Linked DNA regions of Homo sapiens: region 1 is linked to region 2. Evidence: chromatin loops called from intact Hi-C (ENCODE). Cell type or tissue: PC-3. All regions are shown on one strand.

The links. Peaks named below come from ENCODE experiments on the same cell type or tissue, not always from the same donor. Only the 100,000 strongest peaks of a DNase experiment are listed, where the experiment ranks them.
Region 1: a loop joins it to region 2, with 4 times the contacts of the local background. A loop is called at or near these places in 1 of 110 quality-filtered maps.

What each region holds. Positions count from the first base shown.
Region 1 is chr18:14,738,044-14,740,543 of GRCh38, forward strand. The region is part of intron 1 of LOC105372007 (a long non-coding RNA gene); the gene reads right to left. Among named protein-coding and RNA genes, the nearest start is that of ANKRD30B, 8.9 kb to the right of the region's middle. In PC-3, no CTCF peak of the experiment used is centred here; a DNase peak (open chromatin) is centred at 1,218.
Region 2 is chr18:14,973,552-14,976,051 of GRCh38, forward strand. LINC01443 (long intergenic non-protein coding RNA 1443) reads left to right here. Exons shown (of 4, transcript NR_104164.1): 4 at 1-205. Among named protein-coding and RNA genes, the nearest start is that of LINC01444, 4.3 kb to the left of the region's middle. In PC-3, no CTCF peak of the experiment used is centred here; a DNase peak (open chromatin) is centred at 1,230; H3K27ac peaks cover 2,500 bases.

The DNA of each region.
Region 1 (2,500 bases), 240 kb before region 2:
AATGGAAAATTAGTGTTTATTTAAGATTTAATGACAATGTTAATGCCACTGTCAATCTGGATTCTTTATCTAGAAAGGCAAATCTGATTTACATTAACCTGAACACCTTAATATCTAATTAAAATCTCAGCCTTATGGCTAAGTTCTTAGACATTTATTCTGTTTAACTCAGCAACAAAATATTATTAGTCACTTTCTTTTGAGAAAGGTGAGTCTAGTTTATCGGTACTATTAGGGCATTTTATAATCTGCAACCTAATTAGCCTTAACAAAATATTTTGTACTCAGCATGACTCAAATATTTTACCCAATAACTTACTGAAAAATAATTCTGCCATTGCATTTCCACTCTAATATACTGCAGTGATTTTCTGTTTGCACATATTTGTCCATGTCATATGTTTGCTTGAAAGAATGTAAAACAAAGAATGCATATAGATTATTAAAGAAATCCTCCCAAATTTGTTCACATATATTAGATCCTAAAACTAAATAGGTTAGTTTTTTTCTGAATTGAAATAGATTAACAGAACATATTAACTGAAATAACTGTCATATTATTTATAATTCTTATCAGACACATGCAATTGAGCCTATGACCGAGCATGAAGACTCTATAAAGGACATCGCTCAAGTACACAATATGATTTTCTTTAATTTTGATCTGAAAGACTGTTAATAGAAAGACTGAAATTCTGTCAAACAAATTGATTACATTTCTACTGGATTTGGGAAATATGTAGCATCTGTGATAAAGTACTTAATCATCACTTATTGTCTTTAGTGTGCAATTTATTATATCCATATTTTTATACCCCTCAAAGTATTTGCAAAATTAATAGAACTTTCTTAAGAATACAGTGACTGTCCTCAAAATCCACTTAATAAATTGGTAGCCTCGAATTTATATTTCATCTACTCTTCCAAAATAATTATTGTATTGTTGGTTTTAAATCTAACATCTCACTATTTCTTTTCTATTTTATCATATGCTTTTCTGGTGCATATTTTTTTCTGCTTTATGTTGATTTTTATGATCCTATTTTTTTCTTTATTAAGTTTTAGGTGTAACTTTTTATTTTGGTAGTTACTTCATAGTTCATAATATGCAGCTTTAACTTACCACAGTCTACCTTCAAATGATATTACATCACTCAGACTGATTTGTGAGTACAGAGAGACTGGGCAGGGACGTAGATGATGAATCAGAAGCACCTGACTCATTTAAAATGCTCACTAATCTTAGTAAAATAAACCCATACAGAAAATTCTTTTATTTTAAGGTGAGTAAACATGCACACACATGGCCCTGCAAGGTCATTCTGTCAATCAGCCTTAATCCAACCCATGAGATATCAGTTTACCAGTTTATGATCATTGCCATAGAAGAGTTTTTTTATTTTAGATTCTAAGTTTAAACTGAAGATTCAATGGATGTGGAACTAGTTTTATTTTTGAGCGAGAAAATAACTCAATTAAATGTACTGTGTCTCAAAATATGCAGTATACACACCACCATGAAAACGAGACAACAGTAAATAAATTATGACATCTAGAAAATTAGGTAAGACTGTGTTCAATAATGAGGCAAAACAGGATGTGAATGTCACTTACGCTATCAGAGAGAAATGTGGGGTTTCATCCACTAAATGTGAGGTTGAATGTATAGAACGTTATTTCAAATATGTCTTGATTTGTATCTAAATTTATATCCTATAAAATCATGCAGAATATGAGGAGTCATTATCTAATTTTCAGTAGGAAAAATGTGAATCAGTACTAATACTAAAAACTAATAATTTACTCAATGCCAGGCAATGTTTCTTGTGTTTTATGTTTTTAGAAAACAATTATGAGATAATTGTGAAGAAAACAATTCTTCACTTTTCAAGAAAGAAAACCAAAATAATGAGAAACTAAGTAAGTGGCCCACCCAACGTCGTATAGTTAAGAAATGACTAAGTTGTAGACCTTGTAGACCTTAACATGGTTTGTTTGTTTGTTTGTTTGTTTGTTTGTTTTGAGATGGCATCTCACTCTGTTGCCCAGGCTGGAGTGCAGTGGCAGGATCTCGGCTCACTGCAAGCTCTGCCTCCTGGGTTCACACCATTCTCCTGCCTCAGCCTCCCAAGTAGCTGGGACTACAGGTGTCCACCACCACTCTCAGGTAATTTTTTTGTGTTTTTAGTAGAGACAGGGTTTCACCATATTATCCAGGATGGTCTCGATCTCCTGACCTCGTGATCCGCCTGCCTCGGCCTCCCAAAGTGCTGGGATTACAGACGTGAGCCACCACGCCCGGCCGACCTTAGCATGTTTTTAAGTAAAATGTATTATTTTTCATGTGTAATATTTGCTCTGTCTCTCATGTATACATAAAATTATAAATATAATCATGAAGAGAATTATAATAGCCAACTTTCTCTATATTTCAGAGATATTGGTTTGGCATTGCTTTCGGCAGATATTTCAACATTAGCCTCTGGAGTGGAGTTGGGGA
Region 2 (2,500 bases):
CTATTTCTTACTGCTCCGTGTCCTGGGGCAGCCAGGTCAGCTCTCTGAGCCCTATGGTCTCCATGGCTGAGTGAGAATGCCCGCCTCCACTCAGAACCAGCCAGTGTGGTGCCAGCAACCTATCTAACACAAGCAAAGAGGATTTCTTAATGAAAACATTTTGTCTTGCACAAAACAATACTCAATTTAAGAAACAGCAAATGCAGAAAAGGAAAAAGAGGATTAGAAAACTATAGAAAGAGCTCAGTGCATGGCAAGAGTTTAATAAATATTAGTTCTTCCCATTTAGTTTTGCTTTCCAACCCAACAAGCGTGCTTCGAAAGACAGAGAAGAAAGAGGGATTATGGCAAAAGCAGTGATAAGAGTTTCTTGCATCTTCACAGATCAAGCATCTTGGTCTGCAACCAGGTTTTTCTGAACAAAGGGTTAGGAGCCAAAGTTTGGGGTGGTGAAAGCCATGGGGCCCATGTTAGGATGAGGACAAGTGTGCATATGGGTGGCAGGTGGTTTTGCCCAGAATGAACTGGAGGGTGATGATCCTGGATCTGGCAGTGAAGCGGCAGTGTCTGCTCAGCAGGAGCGGGAGGTGTGGAGCCACTTCGTCACACTCTCAGCTGCACGGCTTTGGGCCACAGCCTGTAGACACTGGTGGAATCTGCTTAGAGCTTTGAGGAGAGAATTCCCAGAGCCAAGCTATGGATGGTACTAGGAAGTGAGCGACCAAGAACAGCTGCTCTTCACCTCCACAGGCAGGGTGGGGCAGGGTGGGAGGTGAGCTTTGCCAAAAGCCAGGCTGAAGGTGATGCAATGCCTGCACCATGGCCAGGAGCAGAACCACACGTTCTTTTTGGTTTCTGTATAACTCTTGCCAAATTTACAATAAACCCTGCAAATCTGCTGGAGCCTCTCTCTTTCTTTCCCAACCTTTGCAATGACCTGTCTTGAAACTCCTTGCCTGATTCCCCGCTTCTTGTTTTTCCCTGTTCCTCCTGCTCCCTTTTTCTTTTCAGCTTTCTCTCCAATCATGTTCCTCTCTATTCTTTTTCTTTTTGCTAACCTGCATGGTGAATATTTGCTATTTTCCTGCTCAGCAGAACCTGCTCTCCCCACTCTCAGCCCATGAGTGGGTGGGCGGGGCTTTAGCACCTGGTGATGTCACTTGAGAACCTAGTTGGCTGAGCCCAGACTTATTAGGTGGTCAAGTCAATAAATGCCCATTATCATGTTTAAGCTGCTTGTGGTTGGGTTTTCCTGCTTGGCACCAAGAGGCCTGAGTCATTTCCATCCTCGGGACCAGCCCATGCCCCATCTCCAGCTTACACCTCACCTCATTCCCACCCCTAAACTGCAGTCAGGCCGAGGTGCTGACAGGCTGCCCCCATGCCATGCCACTGCTGTTCCTCAGTAGGTCCCTGCCTTCCTGGCACTTCTTGGTATCATGGTTTTCTGAGCCACAGTGCTGTTCTAATTGTGAGGCAGTGGTATCTGCCTGGCTTCCTCCCCAGCCCCACCCCCAGCCCCTGCTGTGGGGACTCTGCCTGAGCTCTGAGGGCAGGCGGGGCACCCTGCTCCTTGCACAAGCACTATTCCCACCTCTCTTCTTCGTTGCTGTCCGGCTTCCCCTTGCTTTTATCCCCTCCCCTTCTCCTGCTTCCCATTGGTCAACTCTTCTCCCAGGGCCTCCCAGGGCCTAGGTCTGAGCAGTGGAGACCTCCACGAGGAGGCAGAGGGCAACCAGGCAGGCTCCATCCAGAAGCAAACAGGCCTGGACAAGATGCAGATTCTCCCAGGCTCTGCAGGGCCTGGCAGGGAAACTGCTGCACCTGAGCTGCCTTCAGGGGAGTCCTCAGAATAAGGGGAGCTATTAACAGGCAGATCAGTGTTTTATGAAGACAGTTATGATCTTGTCACTGTCCTCAAGGAGCTTCAGGTCCAGGAAGGAAAAACGAGCCACCTGGGAAGCAGAACTGTGTGATCACCTGGCGAGCAGGGAGGAGCCCACCCAGACACCACAAAGACAGGGAGCACTGGGAGGGAGAAGCGGGGCCAGGCTGGGGAGGCCTGCAGAATGGGGCGGGGCTTCCGGTTTCAATGCTTACTCGCTGAGTGGCCTTGGACAAGTTACTTCATCTGCCTGAGCCTTACTTTCCTCGTCTGTAACATGAAAATGCCAAATATACCAGCACCTGGATTGCCACGAGGATGAGGTGATTACATTGCGTATGGTCCTGAAACAGTGGTGTCCCTCTCCCCACCCCACCTTTACCCAACCTCTGGTCTTCAAATCGACCTTGTAAGGCAGGTATTTTTATGTTTGCTTTGCAGATGAGAAAACCAAAGCTCTGTATAATGACACATCCGGGAAATGTGAGGACAGGGTTCAAATCCAGGTGTGTCTGGGTCAAACCTGAGCATTCCCTCCAGCCCTGCTGTCCCCTCTCTGCATCTGATCTTGGCTGGGGTCAGTGTCTGGCAAGCACACTGTCTGGCTGGCTCAGG